Linked DNA regions of Mus musculus: region 2 is linked to region 1. The links are chromatin contacts, found by Hi-C or POLR2A ChIA-PET in ENCODE. All regions are on one chromosome and are shown on one strand. The core of a region is the stretch at or near the end of the contact, and the rest is flanking DNA. Distances in the headings are between cores, read along the strand shown.

Region 1 (6,755 bases), core at 2,269-4,768:
TCAGGATCCTCAGACTCATTGTTTTTAATATTAGGCAAGGAACAGAACTTTTACAATGCTAAATAAGCCAGGCGCTGCCCAGCGGCTCTGAAGAGCAGAGCGGCACCAAACTGGAGCCCCCATGGGCTGCTGGCAGCACGGTCATGGTCATCGACAGAATATAGATAGCATCATCTTCTCCTTCAAAGTGCAGAAAGTGAAGACACACAAGATGGCACACAAACCTTCCCCTCATACAGAGTCACGGGGTCTGTTTTTAGCCCAACTCTCCCCTTTAATACACCTTACAAGGTACCATAGGAAAGGCAACATATTTCTGCTTCTGAATATTCCAACATGTATGTATGCAGGTATACGTACATGTATGTGCACATGATGACCCTCAGAACTGGTGAAGAAAGGTGAAGGCGTGTTCATTCCATTATCATTTCCAGTCTTGGAGAGATGGCTCAGCGACTAAGAGCACCGACGCCCCTTCCAGAGGTCCTGAGTTCGATTCCCAGCAACCCCACGGTGTTACACATTATCTTTTCTACAAGTCTATAATTGAGTTTTTTGCAGCAACAACAGAAAAATCCACTTATAAAGTTAACAGGGGCTATCAAGATGGTTCAGCAGACAAAGTGCCACAAACTGGCACACACACACACATGCACACACATGCTATGGCATATGTGCACCCCCTACACACACACAGTACACACTCGATAATAACACAAACTTGCTGAAGGGACAGGGAAGGCACAAGAGAGTTACACTGCCATGGTGATGGTGACTGGATTGAAGTTTTGACTCCACCCTTCAATGGCAAACAGACCTTGGTTAAGTAACCTGCTGGGGCAGAGGGGGGTGGAAGCGGTGAGCGCCCAATCCAAGCACCTCAGAAGTGTAGACAATGCAATGTGTCAAGCACTTGGCTTGGAGGCTGCCACCAGTGCCAGCCGTTGCCCAGCAGGAGTGCGATGAGAGCTCACAGCAGAGCCCAATGGCGGGGATGCCATCTGCAGAAGGGTGGGCACGGCACTGAGAGCCCCGGGTGATAGGCAGCCTTTTGCTCTTGCTCTCACTAATCTGGCTTGCAGGGAACGCAGGGACTGTGTGCTGGCGCCCAGACCCATGGAGGCATACCTGCCATGCACTGTGCATCCTAACAAAAAGATGAATCAATTCATGAATATTGGCCACACACTATTTCTGAAAGAGACTGGTGTGAAGTCCCTAGATTAAACTCACAACACTATGAGAAGCGCCTGGGGAGCAAGGAGAAATTCAACATCTCTGCTGATTCCAAGGGGACCCATTTTATGCAGCAGCCACGAGGAATCCATTGAAGGGTGTGTCCACCCTTGCTGGCACAGCCTCGCACTCAAGAAGCCTAATTTACCCCCTAAGTGACTTCACCCAGGGCCCCAGGCAAGAACCAGCCTTCCTAAGACTGACAGTTATGGCTTCTCCCCAGGTTTTGGTCTGGCTGATTTGAGTGGGATACAGGCTAAGGAAGAAAAAGGCTTGTAAAGTTTCCGGATTCAGAAACTCCATATCTCCCATCTAGATAACATCTTCGATCTATTGGAAGAAGTGTTCCCTGCAGTAAAAGGAGAAGAACTGTTTCAGATGATCTAATCCAGCCCGTCAGTTTGCAGATAACTGGCCTATGACCTCAGAGCTAGGGACAGTAAGCAACAGCCAGGATTTTTGTCTTGGTGCATAGCCCTGGCTGTGCACTTTGGCTAAATCACCCAACCTCTCTGGGCCTCCACTGGGAAAGGGTTGGTCTGGGCAGATAGTCTCTAAATGATGTTGGGATTCTCTGACTGAATGGTTCCCTCTGTCTGTACCACTAATGTTAGTGTAGTGCTTTCTGCCTCCCAGAGATGCGAGCTGGGAAGGCGTAGGGCAGAAAGGAAAAGGCAATCCCACTCTCTCCTAGAGTCTAACAATTAGGAAGAAAGCCAACTCCCTCCAGGCCATCCTACCTCAGCGTGTGTGTGTGTGTGTGTGTGTGTGTGTGTGTGTGTGTGTGTGTGTGTGTGTGAGTGTGTGTGTGTATGTGTGTGTGTGTGTGTGTGTACCCACATACACACACACACACACACATACACACACACACTCGTCGGCGATCCTAAACCTTCAAGGACACCAAGCCTTCATCATGGGGGCTGGCGCTCTTACCATAAACACCTGTTAAAACTCAGCTCATGAGCAGTTTCTGATGTTACTAACTAAAGTGTTTAATTAACTATTACTCACTCAGGAAGCAGCTTCTGCCAGCTCACCACCACACTGTACAGCTTGAGTTCAGAGAAAAAGAGAGAGGAGCCTGAGCCCCGCTCAGCTGGCAGGAGCTTCCCTGGAAAGGTGCCAGCCAGCACTCCAGCAATACCCCACTTACCAAAACCAACCAAGCAAGGGGAGTTATACTCCACAACCTTCCAGAGCCAATGGCCAGCCCCACTACTGTTCACAGACAGGCAAGAACATTTAGGAAACACACATATTCACAACGATACACAACAACAGACACGAACAGAAACTCACAAGGTCACACTCTCATTCGCAAAAGCACACACAACTTCCTGGCTGGCAAACATCTTCACAGGCACCATTTGTGAACATTCAGTCTTTGCCATGGCACATCCTTAAACTTGGAGATTAGCAAGTCCTCGCACACTCGTCAGGCGCGGGACAACTCATCCTCTGCTCTACCATCCGATTCAGGCTGCTCTTGTTTCTCTGTTTCCATCGATTTCCTGACATAACCTCGGTTGCCCGGAGAAGCATCGGCGGCTCCGGGGTGGCTGGCGCCGCGCGCAGTGTCACCAGGCAGTCTCCCAGAGAGAGGCGCTACGGGGGCCGGATCGGGAAGGGGGACTAGGGCCGCTACAAATCAGAGCCCGGACTGGCGGGAAAAGCGAAACTAACTTAACTCAGCAGGGTCGCGATGCATGGGGCAGAAGGGGTCCCCTCGACTTTGGCGATGGGAGTCCCCCTCAACAATCAGAACCCTAAGGCGCCCTGGGACTAAGGAGAGCCCCAGGCCTCTTTCTCGGTTTGCAGCCTAGGCTCATCTTAGGGAGCGACTGTCCCCGCTCCACTGAGGTCCCCACCCAATGCCGCCCCCGCAGGTGGGACCCCAGAGCCTCCGCAGCAGAAGCGGCAGCGCACTGGGCGGCGCCCGGCCCCTCTCCGGGGACCCAAGATCGATCATGGCTCCACGCCGGGTGCCCACCCTATGCCCACGCTCTGCCCCGCGCCCACCCTCTCAGTTCTCTCAGCGTGGTGGTCCCCGTGTCTCCCCCATCCCCGGATCCCAGAGCCCGAACGCGCGCCCACCCAACCGGTCTTCGGTGTCCCATGCCGCCTACCGCGCACAGAGAGGCCGCAGCTCTTGGAGCTCCGGAGGCTCGCGGTGCCCAGGGCCGCGCCCGCTGCAGAGAGCGAAGTCGCTTCCTCCCCGTGGCCCCGGCGCCAGCGCCTGGAGCTGGTTCCTGCAGCAAGCGCGCGGGCCGCTCGAGCGCGACTCCTGCGCTGAGAAGAAAAAGCCACCGACAGCTCTAAGGTGGGAGGGCGGAGAAAAAAGAAGGACGCGCCGTGGGCGGGGCTTGTACGCTCCACCCCGCCTCCATTTGCCCTGCCACGCCCCATGTCACGCTCCTTCACCACGCCCCGCCTCAGGTCACGCCCTTTTTATCGCAACCCTCCCTTCTGCCTGGCGCTCCTCACAGCCCTCCCCTCCGCACTTTCCCGCTTAGCCCCGCCCTACACCACGCCCCTTCTCCTGCCACGCCCCTCTACTTTCCGACCCAGCGCTGGGTTTCCTAGCGTTGAGCGGCGCTGGTCGCCCGAGAGCCCGGAGCGCGCAGGGCTCTGAGGCAGGGCAGGCTTGGGGCTTTGCGAACTCTGTAGCCCCCGATACCACCTTCTTGCAGAAGGGCTGTAGGCTCAGACATACATCGCTCTGCCTTGGCCTCTGCAGCAAGAGCTTTGATTCCTCTGGAGAAGTTTTTAGGAAAGGCTGGACCTAAGGCCAGGATCATAATAACAGAAAACCTGCGCGGGGGCTGCGGTGGTGTCCAGCACTGTATTGAGGAGCTGAGGTTCATTCTTTAGGGAAAAAATGTTTGGCAGGGTGAGGTTATAGCAGTAATCACAGGAGCAAGATCTTGCTTAACTCGTTTGAAACTCCGGGTTAAGGTTCTGTAATGCTGTCGTGCAAAGGAACTGTCTATGAGTCCATGTGTAATCCGGCTGCTCTATACTTACTGTTTCCGCGCTCATGGAGACAGACAGGCAACTCAGAACTTCAAGACCCCGAGGTCCTGGTCGCATAGGCGTCCACAGTACCTAGACAATGAGTTTAGGATGGCACAAGCGACAGGGACTTCACATTAAAAGTACACCGTTAGAAGCTCTAGTCTGAAAGGGATTTTCCTTTCCCGTCATTACAGAAGAGAGTAGTCACAGGTGACTGAGGGAATTTTCACTCCCATCTTCGCGATATCCCCTTAAGATCTTCCCACTCCTCACCCATACGTGGGGAGGGATGCTAGAGAAGTTGCTATAAATACTGTGGCCGCTGAAGTTATTTAATCACTCACTGTAAAGACCCGAAGGGCCGGAGGCTACTGTGTAGATTCCAACCACCTCACTGTTGCCAATTTTGTTTGAAAACACAGAAGCTTCCAGACTGCTATGGACAAGGTGGGTCTGCGTGGGGAAAGCGGCCTCTCCGGGGCGCTATTGGCTCTTCGAGCAGGCAGCCTTGCCGGTGACTCAGGGGGGTGACTCCCTCCTGTTGGACTCTTCAAAGTCTGGGAATTTGAAGCATTCCCTGTGAGCACGGCAGCCACTGACCCATATAGCTTGGAAAGAGAGCATGTTCCATATGTTGAGCGAGAAGTACGTGTCCCTTATCAGGTGTGGTCGGTCACCTCACAGGGCAGGTACTGCAGCACTACACCTGGGACTATGTACTCTCTTCTAAGACTTGTCTTTTGCCTGGGGGAAAGCTTCCAGAACAGATGGAAGCTGTTTCAAATGGTTAGAATGGCAGCTGTCGGGGGGGCTGGAGAGATGGCTCAGTGGTTAAGAGCACTGACTGCTCTTCCAAAGGTCCTGAGTTCAAGTCCTAGCAACCACATGGTGGCTCACAACCATCTGTAATGGGATCTGATACCCTCTTCTGGTGTGTCTAAAGAAACCTACAGTGTACTTATATATAATAAATTAATTAATTAATTAAAAAAAAAAGAATGGCAGCTGTCCATTTGGGTCCTCTTAGCTTTGACCCCAAGAAAGACAGCTCTCAAAAGGCTTGAATATTTCTCTATCAGCACTCCTGAGTTCTGACCCTGTTGGGTAAATGGATACTGATGGTCTGAATATCTAAGCTTACCTGACAGTCATCGTTCTTATCCCTGGGACACCGGGAAGGTGGGCTAGTAAATCTCCGTTAGTCATACAGCAGTGACTTCGGTGAGTCAGAGCACTGTGAAAGAGTCCTCAAAGCCGGAATGTGAGGGGAAGGGGCGTGATCCTATTGTTTGTTGAAAAGTCATTAGCTCGCAATAGCTGATACACCAGCTGATAAATACGATCGAAAGGTCGGCTGATGATTGCTTAAGCCTGAGTCAAATCAGGCCCCAGGGGAGGAGGAGGCTCTGGACTCCCAGTTCTGTTCACGCTGCCCCGAGACCCCACTCCCACATCTTGTACATCATGGGTTCTGTTGATATGATTTGCTCACTCACTTCTCTAACCTTCAGAAAATGATAAGGATGGATGATTAGGGAACAAGCCCTCACAGAATTGCTCTCTCTGATGTTAGTTTGAGGTCTAGCTAGAGGTGTCTTGGATAGTTGGGGCCCGCAGGGAAGAACCCTGCCATTCTTTAAAGGGTACAGGGCCCTTGTCTTCTCTGAGGCCCCTTGCATTAAGACCAGCCTAGCGTAAACCCAAGAACCTTTGTTCACCCACTGGGTGTCCTTGACCAAGATACTTAACCTGCAGAGACTCGATTTGTTTGAAGTTAATTTTGTGTGCATGTCAGTATATGCAATGTACATGTGGATACAGCAGCGTGCCTACAGAGGTCATGACAACCTCAGGCACTGGTCCTCGCCATCCGCTGCATCTCAGACTCGGCTTTAGTGCTCACTGCTGCATACACCAGGCTAGCTGGCCTGGGCATGTTGTCGAATGTGGGGTTACAACATGAGTTCAAATCAGGTTGGGTCACCTATCCTCAAGAAGCCTACTAAGTTAATCCCAGCACTTGGGAGGCAGAGGCAGGCGGATTTCTGAGTTCGAGGCCAGCCTGGTCTACAGAATGAGTTCCAGGACAGCCAGGGCTACACAGAGAAAACCTATCTCAAAAAAACTAAAAAAAAAAAAAAAAAAAAAAAAAAAAAAAAAAAAAAAGAAGCCTACTAAGGTAGCCAAATTAAAAGTGGAAAGCAGCAGAAAAAGAAGATATATCTGGTGTGGTCACACTGGAGAGATCTCATAAATGCCACAAGTTCATCTGTGGGGTTGTGACGTGAGGTAGGGACCAAGAATACGCGTATCTAGGCAGTTACGGTCAAAATATGGTCCCGCTGGCCCATCATGGCTTGGGCTTCAGCCGCATCCCATAGGGAGGTCTGAGTTCTTAGAACTATGTGAAATCTTTCTGGGAGACAAGTTCCCCCTCTAGCCAGAGTCCTTTCTCCTGCCAGCATGAGATTCCTGGGGAAATTCCCATTTCTTTGGGGTCC
Region 2 (6,755 bases), core at 1,542-4,041, 99 kb before region 1:
TAAACCTCTAAAACCCACAGTTGAATGGGTTCTTGGTTAAGAGTTGCCTTGGTCATGGTGTCTCCTCACAGTGACAGAATAGTAACTAAGCCAGTGCCCTGATCCATGTCCTCTGCATGTGTGGCAAGTGCTCTTAACCACTGAGCCATCTCTCCAACGCCCACCATCACTTTGCTGTTTTAAAGAGAGAGCTTCTTGGCTAGACCAGACTGGCCTTGAACTCACAGAGATCAGACTGCCTCTGTTTCCTGAGGGCTGGGATTAGAAGCACGTACCACCACACCCCTCATATAGATTTTGGGATTCTTACCTTAGGCCTGTAAGTTGCTGAACTCATTCTTACACTCCATAGGAAACAAAGCTCTATGGAAGTTCAGCAGAAAGCGCTCTAGAACAGTGGTTGTCAACCTTCCTAATGCTGTGACCCTTTAATACACTTCTTCATGTTGTGGTGGCCCCAACCATAAATTATTTTCATTACTGTTTCACAACTGTAATTTTACTACTGTTAGGAATAGTAATGTAAATATCTGATATTCAGGATATCTGATATGTGACCCTGATGAAAGGGGTCGTGATCCTCCCAGGGAGAACCACAAAACACTCTTGCCCCTGTGGGCTTTTGAATATTGGCCAGAGTCAGCCAATCCAGTCATGGGGGCGGGGCTACCACGTTTCCCATCTCTACGGCAACGACTCTGCTCTTTGAGCTTCCCCATGACGTCACCAGCACACGCTGTCTGCGTGAGAAGCCCAGATGTAGAAGCTGTACTAGCAGGTGTGAAAGGAAAAAAAAAAAAAAAAAAAAAAAGAGCATGGCCTGGGACACTGCGCATGTGCCACCTCAGGTCGGCGCTCACTTCGGCTTCAGTTCGCAGTCTAGGGTTTGCTGGAACTTGGCTCCTGTAATCTTAGCCGCAGATATGAGATGCTGCAGCGTTTCTCTGGCTTGCTTTGAGCCGCCGGCGGGCGATACCCGCATAGTGCTCTGTTCATCTTGTCGTTAATATCCATTGGCGTGCCTCCACCATGCCTAGCCTCTCTGACTGCTACATGAACTCACAAATCGCTGTTGCTAGCAAGCTGGCCATCTTCCTAACGTGCTCCTGAGCTCTGTGGGCCAAGGAGAGCCTCAGCCACGCGTTCTAGAGTCACAGGTAACACAGAACAGGCCACTGTGGACTTGAGAATTTTGACTATGTAACAGACCTGGCAGGAATGAAGATATTCTAAAGAGATACTGGGCGCCAGACCCGGGAAAGGGGGGAGACTGTCTTCTAGAGAGATCTACACAGTCCTAACACCTTGCAGATGGCCCTGCAAAACAGACTGGAGCGGATCACGGGTGGGACCACACCTTTCTGGAGACTGATTAGTTATGCATAGCTCCTGTCTTCTCTTTAAACAGAAACCTCATGTTAGAACCCTGAAGACGGGTTTATAGGGTACAGGACCTCTTTGTCCCTTTTCCTTACGTGGCCATGTCGCATGAATCTTCTTTTCTGCTTTTTACTGTTATTTGTTTCTGTAACTGACTCACTGGGGACAGGATGCTGAGTCTAGATTGTCAGGGCTGCTAGGACCTAGGCTCTGACCCCGGCAATGCCAGTAACGATAGAGCAGCCATTCTGCACTATGCATTGTGCAGATATTCCCAGTGGGTTGGGTTTCCTATGCGGATCGCACTATCTTTGCCACAAATGATAGCGCGGCTCGCTGATAAAGTTGAGCACCAGCTGTGCTAGGCAGTTGTTACTACTCATTAAGACAATAATCTAGGGCCCAGCAGGGAGCTAAGAACCAACTTGAAATTGAATCCTAGCCCCACTTTTTTTTAGATCTTTTTATACAATATATGCTAACCTTACTTTCCTCTTCCCCAACTTCTTCCAGATTCTACCCACCCAAATCCATACCCTTTCTTTCTCTCATTAGAAAAAAAAAAAAGGCACGTAAAAAGAAAATAGAATTCAAACAAACAAACAGGAAGAAGAGAGAGAGAGAGCCAGAAGTGCAAAAGAAACACGTACTGATGCAGAGACACACACCCACACGCAGAAATCCTGTAAAAACACAGAATCAGAAACCATACTGTATAAGCAAAGAGCCTCTTACCTCTTAATTAATATGTGATCTTACCTCTTAATTAATATGTGATCTTAGGTGAGCTAAGACCCTCTCTGTAGGTCAATTTAATGATTCTTAAACATATTCACAAGTCCACCTCCTGAGGTTTTGAGAGCTTTTCTATTTTCTTTTGTCTTCCCATCGATAAAATGGAAAAGTGTTGTGCATTTAAGGCCAGCCTGCTCTGTATAGCAAGTTGCAGGACAGGCAGAGCTACATAAGACCCTGTGTCAAAGGAAAAAAAAAAAAAAAAAAAAGGAAGTGTGTGGGGGCCTCAGCAAACCCAGTCCTTATAGGGAGGCCAGCTTTGCTAATGGGAAATCAGTCCCCTGTTCAGCACATGGCTTCAGTGGTCACCCACAGATTCCCAAATTATCATAAAAGCAGCTTTATCCAGACACTGCATTTTGTGAGTCTGCACTCGGAGGCCAAGTTATATTTAAGCAGAGCTTCCCCTCCAATCCAGACAGCGGCTTGAAAAAAAAAAAAAAAAAAAAAAAACCACCTATGTCCAGAAGCAAAAGAATGCCTTTCCTTCGCTTGCACGGTGACTTGCAGCTGACTATGGCTGGGAGTTGGAGGGTGGCCTAGAGCCGGGGCTGGATCCTGCCTGGGATCTTGTCTGAGGAGCCGCCATGTGCTGTCAGGTCTCAGAGCCAGTGTCTGACTTCCTTGTTACCACAAGGCCTGTGGTTTCCAACTCTGTCTGCATCTGAGTCCCACTTAACCAACAGCGGGAGAGAAAACAGACGCGAACGCCGGCAGCCACACACAGCCACCCAGACGCGCGCAGTCTTCAGAGGAAGTGGAGCACCAGGTGTTCTGGGTTTCCTGTTCGATGCTTCCACAGCTGGTTGAGTCTGTGGCTGTGGTTTGTCTGTCTAGGGCTCATGTGAAAGACAAACGCCTGGCTGACGGGAAACCTTCCCCCATCTCTGACTGATCAGTTATACAGAAATCTGGCAGATCAGAGATTTCCTGAAACACTCAGACCCGGATTCTCCCAGAAAGACGCCCAAGTCCCCCTCTCCCCAAGGAGCGGCCATAAGCTGTTGGGTGGCCTTCTTAGGACCTGGGGACAATGGAAAATACTTCAAATGTGCCATGATTTTGACCTGGTGAGCAAAAGGAGGCTGAGGCCAGGCTGCTTCAGACCCCAGTCCTGAGCCTGGCATAGAGTAGGCACTCAGAAAACACCTAACAAGGGCAGGCATGGTGGTAAATGCCTGTGGTCCCAGTGCTCAGAAGGCTGAGGCAGGAGGATGGATAGAGCCCAAGAATTGGAGTCCAGGTTTCAAACAGCAAGATCTTGTTTCAAGATAAAATAGGGGCTGAGAAAGGGCTCAGTGAGAGAAATGCTTGCAGCACACACATGGGAGACCTAAGTTTTTGTCCACAGAATTCACATAAAGGCCGGGCGTGGTGGTGTGTCCCTCTAACTCCAGCACTGGGATGGCAGGGTGTGTATGGAGGGAAGACCCTGGTAGCTTGGGCCACCAATCTGGCTGAAACAGCAAGTTTCAGATTCAGAAATAAGATGGAGAGGCAATTGAGGAGCGACCTACCAACCTATCAATGTAAACCTCTATATGCATCCACTTGGGCAAATATACACACACATTCACATGTGCATATATACCTTACACACATGCATACAGTCTCTCTCTCTCTCTCTCTCTCTCTCTCTCACACACACACACACACACACACACACACACACACACACAAGTAATACAACACAGCCACTCATGCAACATCTGGAGGAATAGCTGAAGGGTCCACTATGTCTCTGGGAGTTGGGTCTAAAAGCCCCGGCTTAGCATCATGTTTCATATGCAGCTTCGGATTTTAGCAGACAAGGCTTTGAGGCAGTGCTATGTTGCTGATTTCCTGATTGCAAGTCCTTTAAAGCCACAGGCCTGCTTTTCTTATCTGCGCAAGAGATACTGCTTCCTAGGGGTGCATGGATTTGCTTGGCAGAGTCATGCCCATAGCAACCCCTCAGTAAGGCTGGCTCCCTCTCTCTCCTTGCAATGATGCAGTTTATCTAGGGAGAGGTTACTAAGCAAACAGGGTGGAACAGATAACAGCCAGGTAACCATAGTAACGATGGTCCTGGGACACCTGCTTGTGGAGCATGGTGTACAGCAGGGTACTAATGTTTGCGGGGATGTGTGTGTCATCAGGCCATCCTGGGCCTCTAGGCTCTCTAAGGAGGCTCCTATTGTTCTCCTCTGGCTGTGCAGTGGGGTTAGGGGTTAGGGGTGAGTATGGCTTAGTCTCCTTAGTGACCACCAGCGGTTATTTTAATCCTTGATTGCTACTGTTACTATTCAGTATGCACTGGAGTCCCTTAACAAGGGTCCCTTGATGCAGCAGGCCTCACAGGTCTGTCCTTCACCTGTATCTCTGCCTATGAAATGCAACATCCGCAACTGACCGTGGACATCAGTTTTGTCTCTGGAATGGACCCATGAGGTTCAAGTGTCATCTCTGATATTTATCTGTGCAGTGTTGGGCAAGTTCATGTCATCTCTCTGTGCCTCTGTAAAGACGGCACATGTGCCTTTAGGTAAAATGACAACTGGATGGTGGGGAGCTGGGGACACCACACGAAGGTATGCCTAAAGCATCCAGATGCAGTGGCATGGTGAAGGATAAGTGACAGTTAGTCCCCTCCGTTGGCTACCTGGCCAGATTTGGAGCCAGCCTGGGGTATATGAAAAAACCCAGTCTCAAAAAGACAAAATAGGTACTAGGTCCCTCCCGCCCATCTCATGTTAGTGTGAGCACCACACTGAATGTTCTCCTGCTGCAGAGAGATGCAAAGGCAGGCACAGGCTCAGAGCTCAAGCTGCAGAGGTGTCCCAGACGTCATGGGGCTTCTGGATGGAAGCTGGGCACTACTCTTGGGGTAAAGGCTGCTGGCCAGACGAGAAGGAAGTGGTTTGCTTATTTTTCTTATGCAAGTCCGTCTCTGTCCCAGTGAGTGATGTGGCAGACATCCCAGAGTGTGTCACGAGCTGAATCAGCCAGAGAATGTTAGGTAATGCTGCAGTAACAAACAGCCCGTGGGGCTGGTTGGCGAGACACAATAACAGCTTATTTTTTTTTCCCAGGCTATAGGTTCCAGTGGGCTAGCGGGCACTTCTCCTCCATAGCTTCACGCAGGAAGCCAGCACGTGTGTGTGCAGGCTAAATGACAACTCACATGCCATTCTTCCTCAATGTCCAATTTTTTAAAAAAATAAATATTTTTTTCATTTATGTGTATTTGATGGGTACCTGTGTTTGGCTGAAGAGATCTGAAGGGGATGATGGATCCCCTGGTACTGGAGTTATAGGAAGTTGTCAGCCACCATTTGTGTGCTAGAACAGCAAGTGCTTTTAACCACTGAGCCATCTCTGTAGCCTCTGTCTCCCCCCATCCCACCCCCATTTTTAAGCTAGGTTCTCTAACTACCAACTGCTTCCTTATTACACAAGGCTGACTGACTAGAAAGCTCCAGGGATCTTCCCGTCCTCATCTCTGCAGTAGTCACTTTACAAGTGTATGCTTGGCTTTTCCTGTGGACTCTGGGGATTGAACTCGGGTCCTTGAGCTTGCAGAACAAGCACATTACTGACTTGGCTATCTCCCCAGTGCTGGATGCTATTTATCCTCTCTGGAATGTGCACCTCTGCCAGGCGTTAGCTAAGAGACACTGGCAGGCATGTGGGGCTTTTGAGAACACATATCTCCGGTGCTTAGTTTCACTGACCTGGTCTCTTCACAACTCACAGCAAGCATGTACGCCTTCACTTTTTTTTTTTTTTTTTTTTTTGGCTTTTCCAGACAGGGTTTCTCTGTGTAGACCTGGCTGTCCTAGAACTCACTTTGTAGACCAGGCTGGCCTCGAACTCAGAAATCTGCCTGCCTCTGCCTCCCGAGTGCTGGGATTAAAGGTGTGCTCCACCACTGCCCAGCTACGCCTTCACTTTTTTGACCATCATCTTTTCTACTCTCAAGATACATCTAGGAGTGAGGAGGGCAGTTTTGCTGTGGCCTAAGCCAATCTGGAACTTTCCATGTAGTGTAGTCTGCCCCCTACTTTGCAGTCCTCTTGGCTCAGCCTCCCAAGTGTTGGAATTACAGGTACGTGCCACTTCGCCTAGCTGAAAAATCTCTTGGTCTAGATTTTCAGCTTGGGCACAAGGATCGGTGGTTCTTAAGACAAAAAGGAGAACTTTCTGCACACCTCGGAGAAAAACATTAGGTTTCAAGTAGACCCTGAAACCAGTCAAACTACTGGTCATCTTGCCTAGGCCTTCCAAGGTGGGCTGAGCATTTCCCAGCATGCCAAGAAGTACGCCAGGCCCTCTGAGGCGCTGTGGGTCTGGGCTAGGAGGCTGCCTGCCAAGAAAGCCCAGGTCGGGGATACACAGATCTCAAAGTGTGCCTGGCCGCCCACACCGCCATTGGTCCTGGTACTTTGTACAGAACTCAGCCAAAACCGATCCAGATATCTTTGGAAATAGAGAAGGCTGGACTGGCATCCTGCAATTTGGGGCAGTTTTTTTGTTTGTTTGTTTGTTTGGTTTTTTTTTTTTCTTCCCTTCAAATGGAGCACGTAGCTTGGGAATTTGCC

The links. Hi-C counts contacts between places; a loop is a spot of excess contacts on that map. ChIA-PET counts read pairs that join two places held with the same protein, here RNA polymerase II (POLR2A).
Region 2: a loop to region 1 is called in a map of left cerebral cortex, with 3 times the contacts of the local background. The contact joins the enhancer-like site here to the promoter of Spsb1 in region 1. A Hi-C loop is called at or near these places in 7 of 37 maps with a recorded cell type or tissue (Patski, left cerebral cortex, regulatory T cell and 1 more). POLR2A ChIA-PET finds 5 or more read pairs at or near these places in 4 of 5 experiments (Patski and embryonic stem cell).

Annotation. Positions count from the first base shown.
Region 1 is chr4:149,951,488-149,958,242 of GRCm38, forward strand. It overlaps Spsb1 (splA/ryanodine receptor domain and SOCS box containing 1), which reads right to left and starts at 3,519. Exons shown (of 3, transcript NM_029035.2): 1 at 3,366-3,519.
Region 2 is chr4:149,853,685-149,860,439 of GRCm38, forward strand. No RefSeq gene overlaps it. Among named protein-coding and RNA genes, the nearest start is that of Gm13070, 46 kb to the right of the region's middle. Within about 2 kb of position 2,792, at least 1 of the 3 ENCODE cell types and tissues checked has a DNase peak (open chromatin) inside an H3K27ac peak, as active enhancers do.